Regions from separate parts of the Mus musculus genome. Here regions 1 and 3 are each linked to region 2. Evidence: chromatin loops called from intact Hi-C (ENCODE). Cell type or tissue: heart. All regions are shown on one strand.

Region 1 (8,000 bases), 420 kb before region 2:
CCCTGTCTATTCTACACCTCCACTCTGGGATTACAGACATGAGCCGCTGCACCTGGCTTTTATGTAGGATTCTGAGGATTTGAACTCAGGCCCTTGAGCTTGCACCAGCTCTCTACCCACTGAGCCATGCGCCCCAGCTTGCAGGTCAGCATTCTTGAGTAACCAAAGAGAGAATGCTGGGATACAGTTACTAGGCACAGGGGATGGCCAGCTTTGGGGGTCCTGCTCACACCCCCAGCCTCACTGCCCTCCAGCAGGGAATCCCATAACCATCTCATCCCCACATCTGTGAGTCCTGAGATCTCCCATAGGAAAGCTCATATCCAGTTCTACATTCAGGGCAGTGCTGGGATCTCTGTGTCTAACAAGTCCTAGGTCACACTGATGCCGTGGGTGTGTGGATCACTTTCAAGGAGTTACCAAGGAGACAGAGCAAGGAGCCTAATCCTGAGAGACTGGTCTTTGCAGTGACCTATGGGGTCAAGTCCTCCAATCTTGTTTTGTTTTTGTTTTTGTTTTTGTTTTACCTGCTGTGTGACCTCCAGCACAGTTGTTCTGTTAACCTTGCTGAGACTCAGTTTCTCACTTATCAAATGTCGATAAAAACATAGTCAGGAGATGGCAGAGAAGACCTTAGTTAAACACATTGAGCTCAGTGCCTTGGATGCACTGACCCCACAGGGATGAGAAGACATGGATTCTATCAAGTAACTCACCATGCGGAGACCTTAACCCGACTAAGGGAGCAGATCTGGGATGGCGGGGGGGGGGGGGGGTGGGGTGGGTGCGGTTCTCCAAGAAACTGCCTTAGGAGGCCACCTTGTTCTGGAAGATGATCTCCCAAGGCAGAGAGCATGCCCTCTGTGTAGCTGGACTCTCAGGTCCAGGAGGGACAGAGCCCAATTGCAAATCAGAGGGACATGGAACAGATATGGTCTCTCTATACACATCTGTTGTAGAACAAAGCCAGGTTCAAAGTTAAGGCACCAGAAAGGGCTGGGCATAGAAGGAGAGGGATAGGGGGGTGGGGGGAGATGAAAAGACTCCCCACCTACCCCCAACCTCTACTTATATACAGATTCCCCAGAACTAATAAAAGGCCCAAGCCCATTTAATGGCACTTGACTTGGAGTGTGTGTATGTATACATGGACATATATGCACTTCACGTGTCCCTGAGCAGATTCCATGAGCTAGCCTGGGAAATGGACACGGGTGGGGAAAGGAGCCAGACACGCCCACCTGGAGACAGGTCAGTGGGTTTAACCAGAGCTGTGGCCAGTGATGGCTCTCCGAGGAGCAGGATTTCTCAGCTGGGCTCTGCTGACATTTTGGGAAGACTATTTGTGCTGTGGAGGCTGTCCTGTGTTGTGGAGACGTTTCGAGCCTCCCCAGCCTGTACCCACGGGGTGCCAAGAGAACCCTCCCACCCTCGTCGTGACAATCAGAACATGTCTTCAGACATTGCCAAATGTTCTTTGGGGACAAAGCCACCCTCGGTGACAACCATTCCATAGATCCTGTCTTGGGACCATAATGCAAGACACTGGGTTGGGGCAAGCCTGTGAATGGAGTACCCAGGCCACCAGCCCAGCGTCCTCTCTGCCAGCTGCAGGAGGCTCTGGCTGGTAGCTCTTCCAATGCCTTTTCCAGTGCTTAGTGTTCAGTCTGTTAGATCCTGGCTTCCGGTCCTCTCCAGGCTCCTGCCTAGAGAGGGGAATTAGGTTCCAAATGCAGCAACCCATCCCTCCCCAATCCACTCTCCTCACTCCCAAGCTTCATATCTCTATAAAGGGGGCCCTACTGGAGTTCGGGGGGGGGGAACCATCTTTGGAAAGGGCAGGGCTGGAGTTGGCACCGGGAGTCCTGATGGAGAAGCCAGGGGGTGCGGAGGCTGAGTGGGGGAAGAGAATGTTATCACAGAAACCTGATTTTTCTACACACTCTATCAGCTCCCCATCTGCTCCTTGATTAAACGTATTGCCGCGCTCCCTCCCCACGTGCCCGCTGCCAGGACGTCTCTGGAGCCCTGATTACATCTGTGGAGAGAGCCTCAAACCTCACAGATGAGCGAGCCTATCGATCAGCCTGGCAGCTGACGTGTGTTTCAAAATGTAGAGGCGGATGGGCAGTTTAACTGCCAGGCCGAAGGGTAGAGAGGGCTCTTACCCTTAAAGGAAAGGCCTCCATCTTCCCCGTCACCATCACCGCAGCAACAAGCCCAGGATGGTGCTCAGTCTAATAACCCCATGCAACTCTGAGACTCTGAGACCTTAGGTGACACCCCTCCCTCCCCTCACTCAGTTTCCCTCTCCTTAGCAGGAGGACATGACAGCTGAGTTGGTGGATACAGAGTGAGTGACCTTCAGAGTCAACAGACTATAGCCCTGTCACTGACTCACAACCTGCCAGTCCTGTGTCCTGTGAGCCAGCAGCCTGGGTGTCTCCCTGGAGCTTGTTACACATGCAGGCTCTCAGGCCCAGCCGGGGCCAGGCCTAGGCTGGATGCATCGGGAACTACCCTTTAACAAGCTCCCCCGGTACCTCACGGACACGTTACAGCCAGCGCGCCGAGCACGCCGACAGCTCCGTTCATTTAGCTACTTCAGAGGTGAACATGTAAAAGAAATCTCTCAAAGGGAATAACTCACCACCTTCCCTGGCCTCAGAAAACTTTTCACAGAGATTTTTTTTTCTTCCTGCCCAGGAACTTTAACCCTGAGAAGCAGGCAGCTTTGAAATCCTGGTGGTTTGAGCCTCGAGATGAAAATCCTCATTCCATCAGTCCCTCAACGAGCCTAGGGATGAAAAAGAAAAGCTCGTCCTGCCCCAAGAAAAGGCCTCTCTTGGGGGATAGGCAGACCCCTCTTCCGTTCCTTGAAAAGATGCCCGTCCACGGTAAGGGTTTCAAGCAGCTAGATTTCTCCTTGCTGGAGTTTGGCCAGAGTCTCGCAAGCTCCATCCTTCTCTTGGGACTCTCTGTATGAGTGGCCAGTGGTGGCTCTAACACATTTCCAGAAGTTCGGTGGCTTGAAACAACGGGGCTCGTCATTCTTTCACTGGTCTGAAAGCCAGAAGACTGAACTTGAGGTGTGACCAGGGTCCCCCTCCCTTTGGAGGCTCCAGAGGGGACTCATCCTTGCCTATACCTGTTTACAGCGGCTGCACCTCTCCTCTCTGCCCAGGGCCACAGAGCCTCTGCTCCTCTGACATGTTAGAGATCCAGCCTCCCTCCTCTTTCTTTTTATGCTCCTTAGGCGGCATCCCAGTGATCTCGATTAAGCTCACCTCACAGTTCTTGGTTACATCAAAAAAAAAAAAAATATATATATATCTTTTCCCATAGAGTCCAGGTGTGAGCCACATAATCACGAGTCACAGAAACTTGTGCCTACCTTTAGGGGGTTACCTACCACAGTCTCCAGTGGAATCCTAGGTATTACAGCTTGGATGGGCAGTGTCCCCATCACCACCAGTTGGTGGCGCCATTGAGAGGTAAGTGAATTATGGAGGGTATTTAACCTCAAGGATGGATTAATCCATGGATGGGCTCACAGAAGAACTGTTGGGGCGGGGGGGGGGGGGGGGCAGGGGATGTAGGCCCCTGGAGGTGTGAATGTGAAGGTGTATTTTAGTTGGGCTTCGCTCCTATCTGCCTTAGTTGACAAGGAAGCCACCAAGAGTGTTTGAACCAGATGCATAGGAGGGGAAGTGACCTCCCTTCTGAGAGAGCCCTGTGCAAGGGGTGATGGCCTGCAATGAATGTTTCAGGAGAGAAGCAGCCTTGATAGTATACCTGAAGTGTGGGGGTGGGGGTGGGAGGTGTGGGAGGAGGGAGGAGGTGTGGGGTGTTTCGGCCAGAGGGAAGAGTGTGAGAAACTCCGAGCCTCTGTGTACGTTATCCTGGAGTTATGGAGTGTGAGAGATGAACCAGAGACCCCAGCAGCTCCACAGAGCAAAACTCCTCCCTCCTCTCATCAGAGAGTGAAAGTCTGTAGCCTGTGGGTCATGGAGGCAACACAACACTGCCTTCTTTGAGAGAGCAGCCTGTTTGGCTTTGTGCTGGGGGCAGATCGCCCCGGTGCCTGGGCAGGGTAGGTTGGATGAGGTTGGACTGGAGCCTGGACCATCACATAGGCATCTGGTGAGACAATCCAGGCAGCAGATGATCAGGGCCAGCCCACACTGGTACTCGTCTGGCCTGATGGATGACACTTGAGCCAACAAGTGAGTTAGCCATCAGTTAAGCCAATCTCAGCCCCCAGCCCCCCCCCGCCCCCCCCCGGCAGAGACAGACTCTAAGGGCAGTGGCCATGGTCCCCTGGTATCCTTGGGCAATGCCTACTCCAGTCCTTTAAACTGAGAAGGTATCCCTATTCTTCCTAGCACCTCAGCTTCCCCATTGCCTTCGTAGGGAGGGTGAGGGCGCTGTCCCCAAGATCACCCAGTGGAGATTTTTGCTTAAGCAGCTCCCAAATGTTAAACTGACTAATTTCTGTGGAGATTTTTCTTTAAGCCAGCCTGACACCGGCTTTAAATCAATTTGAAATCCTTTGTCTACAGATCCACGTGGAGAGGGTCCTTGGAGAATGGGTACCAATTACCCTCATCTGTCAGCGAGGACAAGGTGGCTGAGATGGGCTGCAGCCAGGACTGGGAGGAGCAGGTTCATACGTGTGGAAGGTGTTCAGAGCTCAAGGCTACGTACTACAAAAGGCACAAAGCTAGGGGCACGCGATGGTCATTAGGCTACACTAACGGGTGGGGAAGGTCTGGCCCCCAGTTGGTGGTGCTATTGAGAGGAACCTCTAAACAGGAAGACTCCGGTGGGAAAGCTGATTGGCTGGGCTGTTCAGCCACGCCCAGTGTTCAGAAGACTAGGGCAGGAAGGTCAAGTGTTAAAGGTCATCTTTGATACATAGTGTGCTTGAGTTCGGTTTGGGCTCATGAAACACCATCTTAATTAAAGAGGGGATGGGAACTGAGGAAGATGGAAGGAAAGGGAAGGCTAAGGGGTTGGCTCAGGCCCGGGGATACTGAGGTTCACACCAAGTTCAAAGACTTTGCTTGGCCTTTATTCTCAGGTTACTCCATCCCTTAAATAGCTGAAGTTGGGAAGAAGGGAAGACCAGGGCGAGGTCTGGAAGGGGTGTCTGTGACGGTGGGTGCAGGGAAGGTCAAGGGGACTCATTAGCGGCCTTCACAGCCTGCTTTGGAGCTCAAGATCAACGAGAGTATTTATGAATGAAATCAATCCTGCCCCCGACGCAGGGAGACAAGCCAAATTTCCCGGCTCCATCTTCCTGTCCAAATGGCCCTCTTCCCCTTCAGCATATTGCTTTGTAATAGAGCCCATCCTTGCCATCCTTCCTCCCCAGGGGAGGTTTCCAATTTATCTGCCCTAAGTGGAGAACGTGGGTGAGTTGCTAATAGGGCACCAGCCCAGCCCGCCCGCAGAGAAACTGGGCAGGGGTTAGAGGGAGGAGCTTCAAGGACAGAGAGCAGACTTTGCCCCGTGGGCAGGGTTGTGAGTGACAGCCTTGAACCCACTGCCAGTCCAACAAACGGACACCTTCTCATCCGGCAGCCTGATGCTGCCATGTGACCCAGCCTATCCAGTCCCAACAGCCAATCCTAATAGCCAGAGTCTAGTCAGGTGACCAGGATTGGCCAATCGTTACATTCTGGTTTTGACTTTGGCGTGTGTACACTGAGAAGCTGTGGGGGTAGGTTAGTCTTCTGTTTCAGTGGCCCGTGGAGGCAATGGTCCAGCAATTGTGGTGTTAGAAGTGCCATGTCTCAGACAGATTCTGATGCCCAGCTTCTAGAAACCACTTGCTCTCAACTTCCCACCTGTTTCCCATCCTCACATTAATAGTTTGTGTTCCAATATCCTTCCAGAACATTCCCTCAATGTGAGCCTCTGTTATTGGCAACCAGAACCCTGATAGAGTTAAGAAATTAGTCAGAATCAGGAAGACATAGAAGACACATACTTGTGCCGAGGGTAAGGTGAAGCATCCTCCTCCTGCGTGAGAACGGGACTGTGAGATGAGAACCCCAGGGCTTTTCCACAGCGGTGATGCCTTCCGGGACAGTGAATGGCGGCTAGCTGACTCCTTCGCACCGAGTCAGCTGGAAGCATTTCTGCCCAGATCTTTCTGAGGTCCCAACGCTGCCAGGATCTAGGAGGGAGAAGCTGAGGGCCCAGCCCGTGCCTGCACTATTTCAGAAGGACACAAAGATGAAGACTCCCTCCTCACTCTAGAGCTGAGGCAGAAGTGGCTCTTAGAGATTGATGGAGCTGCCCCTGGAGCAGTGGCAGGGTGGGGCGGACTCCATGTCTGGCTACCACTGCCAGCACGATTCACCAAATGAATCTTTGTAATTCTCTCTAGAGGTTGAGGTTCTTGCTTTCAGGCTTTGGGGATGGGGAGGGGAGATGTGAAATGGGCATATGAGCCACTCAGGGAAATCTAGGGAGTGCATGGCAAAATGTATACCCAAGCCTCTGTCTCCAGAACACTGAGATCTGCAGAAAAACTTCAGTCAAGGGGATGGGTGAGTGGAAGGTAACTTCAGAGCCTTGAGTGGAATCGAAGGGACTGAACTGCACGTCTAGGCCCATAGGACAGCCTCTCTGCAGCCAGGAATCCAGTTTTCTGTTGGGTTTTCCACTAGTGTAGCTAGTGGTTCATTGCATCTTAATTTGGCAGTGGTGGCAGCTGCATGCATATATATGTGTATGTGTGTATATATATATATATATATAGAGAGAGAGAGAGAGAGAGAGAGAGAGAGAGAGTCTCTGAAGTACTACTTGGTACATAGCTGCTATGGGTGGCTCTGAGCTAATGAACAGGGAAGACCCTGGAAACTGTGAACTCTAGACAACTGATACCCAGAGGATGTGACCCTGAGGCTCAGCCCCAAGCCCTCCTCTTGGCCTGCATCAGGAGCATAGTGAATCCAGATGGTCTTCAGGCCTGGGTCTGGGACCTTTGTTCTGAGTGTTAGGGTAGAAAGAGGAGTCTGTGAGCATCTAGGAGCCAGATGGATATGGCAGCCAGATGAGAAATGCCCTCCTTGTTTCTTAGAATGTAGAAAAAGTAGCCTGCCACTCTTTCATACCCAGGGGTGACTGGAGGTTGTTGCTATGGGCTCTGCAGTCCTAGAATCCTGTTTCCGTGGGCCTGATCTTATTGCTAGATTGGTGGCATGTCCACCATCCTACTATGCGGTCTGTGTAAGGGATAGCTGCCCCTCCCCTAGCCATCACAGCACACACCCAGACACCACATTCTCAGCACAAAGAAGATACAGTACCCCAGAGGGGCAAGCAGTAGAGGAGGCTGCAAAGGCAGACAGACAGAAGACAGACAGCAACAGCGGCAGGTGTTTTGTTTTGCTTTTTGCATTTTGTTTTTAGTTTTTTTGAGGGAGTGAGTTTGTAAGGAGAAGAGGGGAGAGTCTGTGCCAGGGTAAGTTGGTAAACCCTGATAAGACATGTTAGCCAAATAATGAATTTTGATTGTTGGAGCTCTGTGATTTGCCTCAGGAATGAGTCAGTGGTCAAATGAGGGAATGGATCTTGAGGGCTGCCTTTAGGAATGTGATCTAACAGTTTTTAACAACGGAGAGGGAAAGGGGGGAAAAGGCAAAACCAGTTGGCGCCATGTCTGCCATGCTTCAGCCTGTTGGAGAGCCCCCCCCCCCCCCGTCTGTGTCCTGGGCCATGTGACAGTCAAGCACCTTCATCGTTCCTGGAAAATGAAGAGGGGGGATTTTCTCCCAGCCCCCCACTCCCATGCCTTTAAGTTTTGGAGGGATGTTGTTACGTCCTGGTTAGCAGTCCTCAGCCAGCCCAAGAATATCGATGCTCATTGGTCACTCTGTGTGACACAGGCAGGACCCTGTCTCCCTTCTGTCTTATCTCCTCACCTTGTCCAAAGCCCCCATGTCATCTTTAAAGCAAAGCAGCCTAGCTTCTTCAGGCAATCT
Region 2 (8,000 bases):
GGATGGGATGGATGCCTCTGGCTGCCTCAGGCACACACACACACACACACACACACACATGTGCACACACATGTGCACACACACACATACATACACACATGCACGCACACACAAATTAAAATGAAATATTTTTTTTCTTTTTTCTTTTCGTTTGTTGTTTGTTTATTTGAGACAGGGTTTCCCTGTGTAGCCGACTGTCCTGGGTTTTTTGAGACAGGGTTTCCCTGTGTAGCCCTGGCTGCCCTGAAGCGCTCTCTCTCTCTCTCTCTATAAACCAGGCTGGCCTCGAACTCAGAGCTCCTCCTGCCTCTGTCTGAAGCAACTCAGCAGTAATAGGGACAGATGAGATGACTCTTTGGGTAAAGGTGCTTGCCAAAAACCCTGACGGTTTGAGTTCAATCCCTGGAACCTACACAAAGGTGGAAGGAGAGAAATGACTCCACAGCGCTGTCCTCTGGCCTCCACACACACGCCCACTCTCATAATAATAAACAAAGATGTGATCAGTAATAGTAATAATGAACCTTCCCTCTAAAAACTTCCCGGCTGGCCTTGAACTCTCGATATAACTGAGGATAGTCTTATAGCCTTGACTTTTTTTTTTTTAAATCCAGTATCTCCCAAATACTGTATTACAAAGCGTGTGTTCAGCCATGCCTAGTCTATGCAGGAAATTGAGTCTAGGAGATTTCCACTTTCTGAAAAATCTCTATTCTATCCTAAATTTTTTGAGACTTTTAAAAGAGCATACTCTATAAAAACAATGCCTATGAGAGCATCCTAGAAAACAAGGCAGCCTAGGACCTCCTGCAGACTCTGGCCTGGGATGGGGCAAAATGGCTGACCATGGCCCTGGCCTTCCGCAGGGGTACCGCCTCCCTCCATCACCTGGTACAAGGACGCTGCGTTGGTGGAGGTGGGGAAGCTAACCCGCTTCAAGCAGCGCAGCGATGGCGGCCTGCAGATCAGCGGCCTGCTGCCCGACGACACCGGCATGCTCCAGTGCTTTGCCCACAATGCAGCTGGCGAGGCCCAGACCTCCACCTACCTGGCTGTCACCAGTAAGTGTCCTCCCCTGTGTTGTCTCTGAGTGAGCCTCCCCATGAGTCACAGCACCCCTCCACACTCACTGCTGGTAGGGTGGACTGACCTGCACTGGGGGGGGGGGGGCTTTGGGGGGGAGGCTGTCCCATGTGGCACCAGCTCCTCACACCCCCTCAGCACAGCATCTTGTCCACCCTGCTCACTCATGATCTTCTTCGTGGGTCCTGTGTCTGCTGACCTCGGGTCAGAGGAGTCACCCAGGGTTCCGGAGACCCAGCACAAAGGCAGCTATCAGCTGCTCGTTCTTGCACAAACTGGTGCATGTTCAATGGAGCTCAGGTTCCACTGAGTTTGTCACTGAGGGTGTGAGCTTCCCTCTGCATCCTCAGTTTCCCCTTAGTGGATGTCTGAGGTTCCAGAGGGCAGACCTCTCTTGACGGGTACCTGGGGACCTCTTATGAGCCTCCCTGCAGAAGGCCCTGTAACACCAGGGCCAGATGGTGGAGTGGAGGGAAATCTGTCTTTTCTGTGGGCTCTAAGATCTTAGCCCCTAAGCCGGGCATGGTGGCGCATGCCTTTAATCCTAGCACTTGGGAGGCAAAGGCAGGCGGATTTCTGAGTTCGAGGCCAGCCTGGTCTACAGAGTGAGTTCCAGGACGGCCAGGGCTATACAGAGAAACCCTGTCTTGAAAAAAAAACAAAAAACAAAAAAACTTAGCCCCTAGCTGGGGGTCTTCCTAGATATCGCTAATAGATCCCACTGCCTCCCCCTACAGGCATTGCCCCTAATATCACCAGAGGCCCCCTTGACAGCACGGTGATTGACGGCATGTCGGTGGTACTAGCATGTGAGACCTCAGGGGCACCACGGCCTGCTATCACTTGGCAAAAAGGTAGGCGGGATGGTCCTTCAGAGGGCGTAGTCACGTGAGAGTCTAGGAAAGCCTTCCACTCTAGGTTCAGGAGTGAGCAGGATTGAGCTCCCCACGTGCAGCTGTAAAGGCTAGACACTGTGCCGCCGCCCATCTTTCACAATCCACATTGCTCTGCTCTCTCTGTCTCTGTCTCTGTCTCTGTGTCTCCCAGGCCAGACCCAAGACCCCCTATGTCCCACTGTAAGAGGTCTATCTGTCCCAACCTGGTAGAATCTTTATCCATCTGCCTGTCTGTCTACCGATCTACCTGTGTATATCTCTCTCTGTGTCACGCCTCCCCTGCACTGCCCCGCCACACCCTATATCCATCCATCACCTCCTCAGCTTCCCTGAAGGTGACTCTCTCCAGAAGCATCCTGTCCTGTGCTGAGGTACCCCTCATCACCTTGTCAGCTTGTGTCCTGCCTCCTCTCCCCAGCCCAAGTGCATCTGCCCCCAGGCCATGGCTAGCTGGCTGCAAGCAGCCACAGCAGACAGATTGTGGCCTCATCGGGTGAAGGACAGACATGGCGGTGGGTGGAGGCATGGCAGAAAGGATGATAGAAAGGGTACTGCTGCCCTGTGAGCCTGTGAGCCCCAGCCTGTCACCAAGTCCCAGCTCAGCCTGTCACTTAACACTTAACTCATTTAACATGTCCAGAGATGGGTGGGCGGCTGAGACCTTCCAATGCTGGAGCATTTAGGGCCAGCATCAAGGTTTCATCTGATAACCCATAAAACCCTATGTCACCTCAGGGGAGCGCATCTTGGCCAGTGGCTCTGTCCAGCTGCCTCGATTCACACTGCTGGAATCTGGCAGCCTGCTCATTAGCCCAACCCACATCTCGGACGCCGGCACCTACACTTGTTTGGCCACCAACTCTCGGGGAGTAGACGAGGCGTCAGCAGACCTGGTGGTGTGGGGTGAGTGACCATCCGTAGGGGTGGGTCGCCAGCATCTGTACTCCCATACTGTGTTGCTGACACAACCAAGGCTCTTCCTGTCACAGGGATGATGACAAATTAACTCAGAAGCCAGGAACCAGGAGGAGGTGGCCCTGCCAGCAAGGCCACTGGATGGAGAGGTCATGCCATGCTCAGCTGAGTCCAGAGAACTATAAAAAAGCTGTCTTATGTATTTTAGGGCAGAATCAACACAGGGCCAGAGAGTAAATATTTTTGGCTCTGCGGGCTAGACAGTGTCCATCAGGGTCCCTCTCCTACCCTTGTGCTGCTGAGAAAGCAGCCAAGACATTAGTGGCATGGTGGTGAGGCCCATTGAGGTGAGCTTGTCTGTTCAGTATGCCACCCACCATTATCAGCCTGGAGAGAAGCCAGCAGATCTCTCAAGCCTTTTCCACTTGAGGTGTGCACCCCAGACATGCAGGTTTATGGACATACCTCTCCAGGCTGAGCCCTAGGGCCTCGAGTGAGTAGTTGCCTGTCACCAGGAAGCTGGCCTGGTGGCTCTGGTCACTCTCAGTTTGCAATTTTCATTCTTTCTATGGCACCGAGTCCACACCGTGTTTGTGGCTTCAGAGAATCACAGTGTCCCTGGGACAGTTTGTCCTTTCCACTCTCCTGGGACTTTTTTGTGACATAAACCTGTCAACATATGAGGTCATCGCTCAACATCTCCCAGCATCCAGATGTGCAGCTCCAGCGTGTCCCTCCCCCGCCAACTATGGTGTCAGCCCAACCTCCCTGTTCACTAAACATATCCCTGTCTTACAGCCCGGACACGCATCACTAAGCCACCCCAGGACCAGAGTGTCATCAAGGGCACCCAGGCCTCCATGGTGTGTGGAGTGACCCACGATCCCAGAGTGACTGTCAGGTACTCCATGCAAAGTGGGAAGGGACGCTTATAAGACAGGATGGCAGCATCGGGGAGTTGATGCCGTCTGTAAGGCCTCACCTGGGGGGCTATGTCCAGAGCTGGATACAGGGCGAGATGGAGAAGAGGCTTGGTGCCTAAGGACCATGCTGTGTGAACCGTGTTGATGCAGAGTCCTGAGGCAGGAGATGGTAGACAGAGAAATAGAGCAAGGAGGAGGACTCAGGGGTGGGGGGATGACTCAGAGCTAAGAACACCTATGTGTTAACCACGAGGACCCGAGTTCAAATCCCCATATTCCAAAGCAGGGCACAGCTGCATAAATACCTCTAACCCTAGCTGTGTGGAGAGGCAGAGACAGGAGGGATGGAGCTTGCCCCAGACTTCTGAGGTTCAATGAGAGACACTGTCTACGAGTACGGAAAGAAATTACAGACAGGACGCCTGGCATCCTCCTCTGGCCTCACACGCTTAGCACGCAGATATGCACTTCACCATACACATATTGTGCACATATACTAGACAGGAAGAAAAGGGGCAGCAAGAGAGGAGGGAGACGAAGAGGGAAGGGAAAAGGGTGTTTAGGATAAAGAGGTAGAAGACCCCTGCCGCGTGCTCCCCACTTTTTAAACCCCCTAACTAACCTCGTGTGAATGAATTAGTTTAAGCTCCTATTGTAAGGTCTTCAGGTCTTATTTTAATATTCATAGTGGAGCTGTCTGGGCAAGAAGACACAGAGGTGATCACGGGGCTAAGACAGGACAGGGGATGACCCCGTCAGAGGGCATGTAAAGGAAAAGCTTAAACAGAAGTTACCTCCTGCCCCTGTGGGAAAGCCAGGACCAAGAGCTCAGTGTGGGTCTAAAGCAAGTGTCTCGCCTGGGCGTCTGTGGACCAAAGCTCCACAGACCCAACCTCAAACAAGGACGCCCAGGGTACTCCCAAACCATAAGAAGATCTGGGAGCCGCAAGACGGAGGGGTGTGTTGTGTCCCTTTGTGCTCTCCGGAGAGCTCCAGAGGCTGGGAGTCAGCATAACTGCTCCTTCAGAAGATTCCAGCATGTTGCTGTCTAGCTAATGAGTAGTAACACTGTCCCACAATTGCCACAGAGGCCAAGAGGCCACGAGGGGCGGGCACTCCTGCCTCCAGCAGACATGGCCTCCCTAAGCCTCACAGTGGTGTCCTGGGGCGCCACCTGGTGGTCACTAGACAGAGGACAGTCTGCCAATCAGTATAATAGAGTTCTGAGGAACCAGGATTGCAGGACTCCAGGCCTGCCCAGGCTGAGAAACGCTTCATGAAGTGTTCAACATTGACCTTTGGGGCGTTGTAACATGCCAGCAGGGACAAACATGAGCCCTGAAATCACACAGAGGTAGTCAGAATGTTGGCAGACTGACTTCAGGATCCTGGCTTTATCAGATTTTTCTCTAAAAGAAAAAAAAAAAAATTAATAGAGCAATTGTGAAAGTGCCCTCAGAGAGAAGCCATCCCCTGAGTCACAGTCTCGATGACATACTAGTGTCCTTTCTCTAGTTCTCAACTATGTTCTGCTAGTTGAAAAACTCCCAAATAGCCACTATGTTATGTCAGCAGCTGTTTCCATTGCTTGTGTGTATGCGTGCATTTGTGTGCCTGCATGTACATATGTATACATGTATGTGCATATGTGCATGCATGTGTGTATGTGCATATGTGTGTACAGGTGTGTGCATGTGTGTGTACATGTGTGTGTGTGCGTGTGTGTGTGTGTGTGTGTGTGTGTGTGTGTGTGTGCACACGCACAGGCAAGAGGCAGACATCAAGTATCTCTTCTCTATCAATCACCAAGAGTCTCTCACTGAACCTGGAGCTCACAGATTTGCCCAAGGCCAGCCCTTTGTCTCTGCTCCCAGCCTGCACTCCTTGGGCAGTGGCAGCCCCTGCTGCCATCTGCAGCCTCAAGATTACATAGGGGTAGGGGACACAATGCTCAGTATTTTTAAAGCCGCCCAGTGGTTCTGATATTCTCCCAGAAACAGGATATTCTAACTACAAAGTACAACGGGGTCCCCTGAGCAGACTAGAAAGGGAGAAGCCAACGGCTCACATTTAAGTATTGGACGCTCAAATCCCAAGCAATGTGCTGTCAAGACAAAGCCAGGCCCCAGGGGTGAGGCCCAGACAGCTGCAGGCTGCCCGCCATTCTCAAAGAATCTATTTGGTATCTGGATCCAAATCTAGACAGGACACGAACAATCCACTTTGAGACATTATTAATATTAATAAATACTTTTTATACTTTTACCATGTAATGAATTTATTACATTGCAAGAGGAAAATTCAGATCAAGAAAAAAAAGACTAGCAGAAAAACCCATGTACAGTTAACCATTCCCCTTAATTTGACACCATCAGTAATGATATTTGAGTTCCATTAAAGAAGCCAGACACACTCTAGTCTCTAATCCTTTTCCCTTGCGGACCTACTGTGCCCCCTGTGCCATGTCAATAAATATGTTTGCATCAACTCAATTACTGGATTGCTTAGAGTCCACTGTCTGAGGGAAACAGTTTACCAGTTCACAGTGACTGCATTCTTTTCATTATTATTTCTAAATTTTTGCTAATATGAGAAATCTCATTACAAGTATCCTGGTAATCAAATTCTGTACACATCTCTGATTTGCTAAAGATTGGCTGATGTTATCTGGAGCCAAAAGGGTTCCTGAAAATAATGCCAAGAATGTGATATGGGTAGAGGGGTGTGTGTGTATGTGTGTGCGTGCTCTCACGCGCGCACGCCTGGCTTTTTTAGATAGGCTCTTATTATGTAGCCCAAGGTGGGTTGAAACTTGTAGCCACTCTCCTGCCCCAGCTTCCCAAGTGATAACATTACAGACATGAGCCACCAAGTCTGGCTACGTATATATTTTTGTTTACTTTTGAAAGAAACCACTCAAGCCAGGAATGATAGCACACACCTTTAATCCCAGCACTCAGGAGGCAGACGCAAACAGATCTCTGTGAGTCTGGAGCCAGCCTGAACTACATAGCAAGTTCCAGGCCATCCAGAGCTACATACTGAGACCCTGTCAAGAAAAGGGGGGTGGGGAGGGAAGCAAACACCCAAGTGTCTTTCAGAGGCATGGTACACATCTTGGAAGAGGGGATATTGCCCTGGCAGGCACTGAGTGATGTTGGACATTCTATTAGTTGTGGTATAGTTCTTGTTGCTGTTCTGAAGTAGTTTGTTTGTGTGTGTGTGTGTGTGTGTGTGTGTGTGTGTGTGTGTGTGTGTGTGTGTGTGTGTGTTTGTTTGTTTTTAATTATGTGCATCTGAGGCTAGGGCAAGGGTTATGCGCCTGTAAGTGCAGTACCCATGGAGTCCACCAGAGGGCGTCAGATCCTTTGAAGCCAGAGTTGCAGGCAATTGTGAGCTTCCTGTCTTGCTTGGTGCTAGATCCCGAGCTCCAGCCTTCTGCAATAGCAGAATATGCTCTAGAATAGAGTCCTTCCATCCTATCCGCTGCGCTAATCTGCATTTCTCTGTGGCCTAGGAGGCAAACATCTCATTTCTGTTTCCCTCTGCATGTGCCTACATTGGGGAGGTATCCGACAAGGACTTCAGCCCGGTTTTTAATCAGGCTGTTTGTTTTCTTAGGGTTGAGTTTTAAGAAGTCTCTGTATATTTTGGATAACAGCGCCTTATCAGATATTTGTCATGCAAACATCTTCTTCCGGCCCGTGGCTTCTCTTTTTATTCTCTTGGAAGTATCTGTGGAAGAGTAGAAAATTTTAATTTTGACAAAGTCTGTCTTATCCACGCCTCTCCAACAGGGATCAGGCCTTCAGTGTGGTATCTGGAGTCAGCACTGAAGGCCAGGCCTTCTAGATTTCCCACTACCTCCTGGCAGCTGGGGGATTCTGCACTGTGCCTTTAGGTTTGTAACCAACTTTGAAATAAAGATTTGTAACTACAACTATGCCTGGAGCAATGATGTCCAGTGGCTTCAGAATCATTGTTGAGAGGACCATCTCTTGGTTTTTATGCTCATGGTGGTGGTGGTGGTGATGATGATGATAATGATGAGGAGGATGGTGATGCTGATGATGCTGATGATGCTGATAATGCTGAATGCTAGGAGGGACTTTTTTGTTTTGTTTTGTTTTGCTTTGCTTTGTTTTATTGTGTGGGCTTGCACACACGTGGAAGTCAGAGGACA
Region 3 (8,000 bases), 600 kb before region 2:
TTCTTGTCAACACTTTTGACTAGTTTTGAGTCTCAGTAGTCACCAAACCACCCACTGCAGAAGGCAGCCTCTCTGACCGAGGCAGAAGGCAGAATGGAGTTACCAGCACACCCACAAATATTTAGAAGGTAATGTGACAGGAACTGTTTAGTAAATTTGACAGGTCCGCTTAGTAAAACAACAATAGACCCCCCTTAAGGGCTTGCGACCTACTTTTGTGTTACTGTGACAAAGTGCCTGAATAATGCAATTTAATTGGGGAAAGATTAATTTTGGCTCACAGTTTCAAAGGGGCTCAGTCCATCATGGGGAGGGATGGGGGGGGGGGAGAAGGAGACACAAACTACCTGTGGCCTCAGGAAAGTGAGTTATGGGCTTTTCATATCTCAGCTAACCAGGAAGCAGAGATTAGACCAGAACTAGGGCTGGCCCACCCTTAGTGACCTATGTCTGTCAGCCAGGCCTTATCCCCAGAAATCCCACAGCCCCCAAAGCATTGGCACCAAGCTCATGAGAGGGACATTTCCGATTCAAACCATGGCAAGACAGTCAGGTGCTATCCATGACCTCGTGGGGCGCGGCTGCTGGGGGTAGAACTCCATCCAAACCAGAACAAAGATGGCAGATTGAGTCCTGCACACCCAGGACTGTGGGCAGGTAGTAGGCCTGCATAGAGCATAGAGCATCCCAGGTGTGAATGCCTGTGGATGTGTGTGCACACATCACACACACACACACACACACACACACACACGCACACACGGTTGTGTAGGCAATGGTGAGATGACATCTTTCCAGGAATAAAAAAAAAAAAAACCCTAGTAATAGAGGCAGCTAGCCTGTCAGTGCCCTCTTTGAGGGCTCAGTGTTGTTTGAGCCCTTACAGGGCAGTCTGAACGTTCGGGGAGGCTCAGCATTGATTACTTTGCCCAAAGAGGCCACCGTCATAACCTTCCTTCCCAGCTGTGATCAGCTGTCTCTTGCCTCCTCTCCTTCCTGCCATTTATTAAGGACAGGGCAGAAGAGAGAAATGCGGTAAAATCCAATTAACTGCAGCTTCAAAAGGCATGCTCTTCATGCGGCTCCTGCCTCTCACCGCAGCAAACAACAGCGGGGCTTGCTGGCCTGCTGGCTTCCCACAGGCAGGTGTAGGGGAGGAGCATCCCAAGGGCCCCACCCCCACCCCAGGCAAAAAGGCCCAGAGTCAAGGTTGATCCATTTCTATCAAAGTAGAGGTAGGACCAGAGAGAATGGGATGCGCCCTATACAGCTGGGGACCTTCCACCGCCCTTTGGCTCCTCCTCTTCCCCTCCCCTCTACTTTGACCACAATCTGGACTCTCTAGAGGTTCCCACGTGTACCCTCTGGCCTCAAATCAAGGCCATTTTGGGGTTTGTGAACTCCGTCCCAAATCCTGTTTTGGCAGCACTAGGAGGCGGGGCTTCGCTGTAGGCAGATGTTATTGTTCTCCAGTGGAGATGGGGCATGCCAGGATGCTGTTGTGCAGATGGGTGGGAGTGGAGAGGGAGCCTGGGGGACTGTGAGCCGGATCAACGCAGATGGTGCCAGTCACACGCAATTGCGGTGGCGGCGGCAGACAATTTTGATGAAGCACGATGCAAACCTTCCACAGCCCGGAGCATTTCCGATGGCTTCTGAGCGCTCCCACCCCTCGCTGTTTCCTCTCACCAGGAGTCGCGGAATCCTTCAGAACTAAGCCCTGAATATGTAGGGGACCTTTGGCTGAGCTCTGCCCATCCTCACATCTAGGACTCATGTTGAATCTACCTTTGCTCTCTGAGCTTCAACAGGGCCTCCTCCAGGGCCCCTTCATTGTCACCTCCATAACCTCAGGGCGAGCCTGTACCCTAAGCCTAGCTCCTTCTAGTACTTTTCTCCTTTACTGCCAATGGTTACAAACACATCCACAGGGTCTATGCCACTGAGCAGATGGGTGTCTTTCTGTGTTGCTGGGACAAAACACCTGGCAGAGGTGAGGGAGGAGCGGCTTCTTTGGGCTCACAGTTGGCACACCCGTGAGGGCATTTTCTGGATTGATGATAACACATGGCAGAGCCAAGTCCATTAAAGGTGGGGCCACTGCTGAGCTCCTGGGTAGTATAAAAATATATAGTTGAGTGTGAGCCCAGAGCCAGCCATCGAACAGTGTTCTTGAAGTCTCTGCTTCAGTTCCTGCCTCCAGGTTCCTGCCCTCACTCCCCTCAGTGAGGGGCTGTAGGGCAGCAGTGTAAGTCAAGTAAACACAGTCCTTGCAAAGCTGCTTTTGGTCACGGTGTTTCTCAGAGCAGCAGAGAAACCAAACCAGAACACTCCAAGTATAACCAAACGGCCACTTTAAGCCACCAAGTTTGGGAGTAGTTTGATTCCCAGCACTGGTAAAGGATTTCGTCTACATTTGGACCCCTTGGAGGGTGGCACACAGACACTTCAGTATCTTCCTGACCCATCTCCCTCTAAGGATGTCAGGGAGGGTGGACCTCAGTGGGGAGTCATCCCAGGGTGGCCAGCTAAGAACACAGAACGCCAAGTTTAATTGGAATTTCAGACAATGAATAATTTTCATTAGTGTGTCCCATTGGGATATACTTATGTTAAACAAGATACTTGTCTTAGAAATCCAGTTTTTGTTTTGTTTTGTTTTGTTTTGTTTTGTTTTGTTTTGTTTGTTTTGAGATGCTCATTTTGATTTGTAACTTCTAGAAAAAGTCCTGTGTCCAGCCAGGTCGGCTAGATTGCTCTGTCTAAATGGCCACAGCCAGTGTTCTTGCGTAGCACTGAATTTTCTTATTGCTGAGACAAAATACTGGAGAGGTGGCATGTAGGGGGGAAGGGTCTATCTGGGCTCGTGGTTTGAGGGGATACGATCCACCCATCCATCAGGTGCCTGGTAGAGAATGGCACTCTGGTAATAGGAGCTTGTGGCAACTGACATGGTGCTACACAATGCTGACCAGGAATCAGGATGGTTGACCTGGAATCTAACTGACCATATTCATTTCCCCTGCCTCTATGGGCCTGTGTCTGCCTGCTAGGCCACTTATTAAAAAGGGTCCAACCTCCCCAAATGGCTCCATCATCTAGGAACTGGGTTCAAGCACATGTGCACAAATTGTAGCACCCCCAGTGTCTTAGTCAGGGTTGTTTTGTTTTTAAAAGATTTACTTATTTATTATATATACAGCATCTTGCCTGCATGTATACCTGCAGGCCAGAAGAGGGCACTAGATCTCATTATAGATGGTTACAGGCCACCACCATGTGGTTGCTCAGAATTGAACTCAGGACCTCTGAAAGAGCAGACAGTGTTCTTAACCTCTGAGCCATCTCTCCAGCCCTTAGTTAGGGTTTTATTGCTGTGAAGAGACACCATGACCACAGTGACTGTTATAAAGGCACGCATTTAATCAGGGCTGGCTTGTGGTTTCAGAGGTTTAGTCCTTTATCATCTCGGTGAGAAGCCTGGCAGTGTGCAGGCAGGGGTGGTGATAGAGAAGGAGCTGAGAGCTCTACATCCACATCTGCAGGCAGCAGAAGGAGACTGTGAGCCATACTGGGCATAGCTTGAGCATAGGAGACCTCAAAGCCCATCCCTACAGAGATACACTTCCTCCAATGAGGCCACACCCACTCCAATGAGGCCACTTCTCTTAACAGTGTACTCCCTATGGGCCTATGGGGAGCGTTTTCTTTCAAAGCACCACACCTAAGTGATGTTGTCTACAATCTGCAGGCGTGTGATATACTGGGGTGGGGCATGGCTCCTCCTTCCTCCTTCAGGTCATACCCTTTGTTTGAGGACAGTAAAGGTGGTTCCAGTAGGTGTCAGGAGCTATCAGCCTTTGTCTGCACTTGGGACATAGATGCTCAGATTGCAGGCTGCAGGGTGCAGGGAAGGCCATGCCTAGAGATCACCAAAGATATCGGATGTTCAAGTTGTCTTCAGGGGTCTCAACGGTGGCTGCAGCCATGAGCTGAAGCTAGCTTGGCCTGAGGTACGGCTGCTTCTACTGTCTTTGGAGAAAGGTAGAGATGTTCATCTGGACCTTCACCTCTTCATTATCTCCATCAGATTGGCTTGGGAGCCTGTCTCTGGGCCTGGAGCCCGTCTCTTCTGAGACACCTGATTTCCTTGGCTCTTGTCTGAGGCAGGAGGGTGAGAGAGGCTCTTTTCCTGTTCCAGCCAGCCAGCCAGCCAGCCCTTTCTTCTATGATTCGGGCTCATTATCCAGTAATGAAACCCAGCTTATTCTCAATTTCAGAGTCTTCTAAATAACCATGGCTGGAAGAGTCTCCAGCCTCGCCCTCCATCCCATAGTCCTTGCATTTTGCTTCTTAGTCCCAGCTCATTAGCTTGGCAATTACTATGAGCTGTCTGTCTCTCCCTCACCCTGTACACCCTACTCTGGGGTTGGTCCCAGGAACTGGAGGAGGAGGAGGAGGAAGAGGAAAAGGAGGAAAAGGACGAAGAGGAGGAAAAGGAGGAAGATGGGGAGGAGGGGGAGGAGGGAGGAGGAAGAGGGGGAGGGTGGAGAAGGAAGAGGGGAAGGAGGAGGGAAAGGAGGAGGAGGAGGAAAAGGAGGAGGAGGGAAAGGAGGAGGAGGAGGAAAAGGAGGAAGAGGAAAAGGAGGAGGAGGAGGAAAAGGAGGAAGAGGAAAAGGAGGAGGAGGAGGAAAAGGAGGAAGAGGAAAAGGAGGAGGAGGAGGAAAAGGAGGAAGAGGAAAAGAAGGAGGAGGAGGAAGAGGAGGGCTAGCCAGGAGAGTGTGGCTAGGCACTCCTGTTAGCACCATCATGAGCAGCATAGAGGTATGGGCAATTCCTTCCTTCCTTCCTTCCTTCCTTCCTTCCTTCCTTCCTTCCTTCCTTCCTTCCTTCCTTCCGCAAATGCTGATGGAGTCCCTAGGTCAGGAACCATCCTATAGGTGAGACTCAGCAATACCTTGGGAAGTCAATGACAAAACAAAGCAAAGGAAACATTTTGTCAGAAACAGAGCCACCTCTCCCCATACAGAGGAGAGGTGTTGGTTGGGGAGATGGGTGGATAGTCAGAGCTACTTTGGACTGAGGGGTCCTAAGATCGCAAAACCTGGGGATTGTTTTTTGTTTTTCCTCCTTTCCTTCCCTCCCACCTTCTTCCCCTCCCTTCTTTTTTCCACCCTCCTTCCTTCTTTTCCTTACTTTTTCCTTTTTCCTCCCTTCCTTCTCTTTTTCCCTCCCTTCCTTCTTTTTCCCTCCCTTCTTCTCTCCCCCTTTCCGTTCTCTTTCTCCCCCTTCCCTTGGTTGCTCCTCTCTGTCTCTGTCTGTCTCTCTCTGTGTCTCTGTCTCTCTCTTCTTTTGGTGTTGTTGTACCTGGCTTCCATAGGCTTTATTTTACCCAATAAATTTGGTTTAGGGGGTGTGATTTGGGGAGTAAGCTCTTGCTTGCCCTCACTACTTCACAGTCTCCCACGCTGTCCTGTCAGTTCAGCTCAGGCTCCTCAGAGCTGGGCAGTCCTGTTCCTCTTGGCCTTCTGGTAGACTACACCCCCCCGGGGGGGGGGCAATCATTCCACTAGGGGAAGAAGACTGTTGCCCCTCCCCCTAGGCTCTCGCTCCCCGGCACTCTGCCAGCCCCTTCCTCCTCCCAGTCACTCTGTCACTGGAGGCCGCCTCCAGAGTTTGGGAAACAATCGCTCTGTGTGATCTGCCACCCTCTCTTCCTGCCAGTACAAATCATTTGGCAGCACAAACACCGTTGTTCGTGATTGTTCACAAACTCCTTCCCATCAAGTGAGATTTCTTTATTTATTTACTTATGTTTAAAAAAAAAAAAAGAAACAAAGAAAGAAAGAAAAAAGAAAGAAACAACATATCAGAGTGGGTTCTGTGTCTTTCTTCTGTCTGAAGAATTTCAGGATGTTTGATAAGAAGTTCTGACAGCTGGCAAGCCGAGGCAGCTTTCAGTGAGGTCTCGTACATCCATCCCCTCTCAGATCAGGAGCCGGTTGAGGGTGGGCGTTGGAGGGAGGGATTGCCCTCTCCTATGCTGCTGCCCTGGGCTGCATGCAAAGCTGGGCTCAGCTAAGCTCACTCGAGTGGAGTTGAAACGGATCCAACACTTCGCCATCTGGCCCTGGTTGTAAACATGTGTATACAAAGTGAGTGTCACTTGAGCTAATTCTCCAGGCGGCTGCTTTGTGCTTTCCTCTGCTAGAGTTGGGGAAGTGGAGTGGTGGCCCCTGAGGACCCCAGGGTGTGCAGGTGGCTATCTGCACTAGCCAGAGGGATTAGCATCCCACTACAAAGTTCTGGATGCCAGCCAGACTTCACGGACCCGTCTTGGAGCTGCTGCCAACCTCAGTCCAGCTGTGTGCCCATCACTGTTCCCTAAGTGGGCAATCCTCTCCAGACTCCTCCATGTTAGGGGAGATACTCAAGAAGTTATTGGAAGGCTTTGGGGTTTGGGGTTTAAGGGAGAGACTGAGGCAGGCTGTCATATGAGTGTAAGAGATTTATTAGAATTGCAAATAACACCATAGAGCATTGGTTCTCAACTTTCCTAACACTACCACCCTTTATACAGTCCCTCATATGGTGGTGACCCCCAACCATAAAATGACTTTCATTACTACCTCACAACTGTAACTTTGCTGCTGCTATGAACAGTAATATGAATGCTTTTGGTGATGGAGGCTTGCCAAAGGGGTCATGACCCACAGGGTTAGAAGCACTGTCATAGACAGGCAGACAGGACAGACAGACAGCAGCATGGCAGAAGCTCTTAGGAGCTCCCAGGCTCAGGAGGCATTTCGGGGGGTGGGGGTGGGGCCTCCTTCTTATGGAGGGTGGAGGTTTCATGTCATGTGGTTGGTTTGTGAGCCACAGCAGGAGCCTACAGTCGTGTTATATCCCCAATTCCTGGGTGGTAGGAAGAAGAGAGGGAATTCTAGGGAAGGAATGTGTGACTCTGACTATGTGGGTGAGGAGGAAGACATGTAGTTAAGAGGTGTCCATTTTATAGGTGGGGACGCGTGTCACCACCTGTAGCCTGATGTCTAGGAGTCTGTCCATCAACCTGTGCTCTATAAACTCCCCTGGAGAAAGTGAGACCAGCATTCGTGATTCTCCTGGGAACGGGCATCTGGGGAGTTGGTTATGGGCTTGGAGACTCAGGGACTCTCGCAGGAGTCTTAACCTTCCTTGTCGCAGGCTCCCATGGCTTCATCAGCCAGTAGCGTTAAGCCTCACAGTTACCATTGAATTAAAGGAAGCCAGCAGCAGCTTCATGTCTGGCCAGCTGCCTTTCTGCCCTCTTTACTGTCTATTTCCCTGGCTTTGGAAGACCTTACGTACATCATTCTAAGCCTCAGTTTACCCTCTTTCAAATGGACTCATCAGTCTGGATGACGATCCAATGGCCCCTCCCTGGCCCCCATGCAAAGAGAGGCATGGTACAGGGTGACCACAACACCACCCTTGGGACAGACAAAAGCTGCAGGGTGCTGGGTCCATCTGAGGGGGGCGGGATAGCCTTGGTGGTAAACTGGGACACACTCAGACATACTGTGTGCCCACCTTTTCTGTACCTCAGCTTTGTCCTTCCTGCACCTGAGGCCTGTTTTAGGTTTTGCTAGGTTTCACCTGGCTCTTGAAACTTCGCTCCTGGAGGGAGCTTCTCCCCAGCAGAGCAGGGGAACCAGGGCTACCTGTCTAAGTCCGGTGGGCTCTTGTCCTTTCTTTGCTTGGCTTCCTGTCCCCTCGGTCATCACATCCCCTCCTCAACTCCTTCCTCCTCCACTCCTCAAAAACAGCCGATTTAATTTTCTATCCGTGGAAGAAAAAAATTTTTTCCCCAGCAGCCCCAGGGACACACAAAGAGGGAGGAAGCTAATTAGCTGCAGCTTTTTTCCTCAACAGGAAAAGCAGAAATCAGCAGGGGATGAGCGGCCCCTTGCACCGCATGCTAAGGTCCTGAGGTCCAGGAGACTGCATCCCTGCCACTC

What was found. Hi-C counts contacts between places; a loop is a spot of excess contacts. Peaks named below come from ENCODE experiments on the same cell type or tissue, not always from the same donor. Only the 100,000 strongest peaks of a DNase experiment are listed, where the experiment ranks them.
Region 1: a loop joins it to region 2, with 14 times the contacts of the local background. A loop is called at or near these places in 14 of 42 quality-filtered maps.
Region 3: it touches region 2 in a loop (3-fold over the local background); 9 of 42 quality-filtered maps call a loop at or near these places.

What each region holds. Positions count from the first base shown.
Region 1 is chr11:114,278,877-114,286,876 of GRCm38, reverse strand. No RefSeq gene overlaps it. Among named protein-coding and RNA genes, the nearest start is that of Gm31318, 21 kb to the left of the region's middle. In heart, a CTCF peak has its summit at 3,464 (motif pointing right); no DNase peak of the experiment used is centred here; H3K27me3 peaks cover 1,291 bases.
Region 2 is chr11:113,862,787-113,870,786 of GRCm38, reverse strand. It overlaps Sdk2 (sidekick cell adhesion molecule 2), which reads left to right. Exons shown (of 45, transcript NM_172800.3): 9 at 867-1,061; 10 at 1,821-1,937; 11 at 2,715-2,882; 12 at 3,693-3,795. Among named protein-coding and RNA genes, the nearest start is that of Gm51930, 63 kb to the right of the region's middle. In heart, CTCF peaks have their summits at 4,993 (motif pointing left) and 7,183 (motif pointing right); a DNase peak (open chromatin) is centred at 4,936; H3K27ac peaks cover 354 bases.
Region 3 is chr11:114,466,180-114,474,179 of GRCm38, reverse strand. No RefSeq gene overlaps it. Among named protein-coding and RNA genes, the nearest start is that of Gm39471, 14 kb to the left of the region's middle. In heart, a CTCF peak has its summit at 3,251 (motif pointing right); DNase peaks (open chromatin) are centred at 1,429 and 5,579; H3K4me3 peaks cover 1,108 bases; H3K27ac peaks cover 530 bases; H3K27me3 peaks cover 5,191 bases.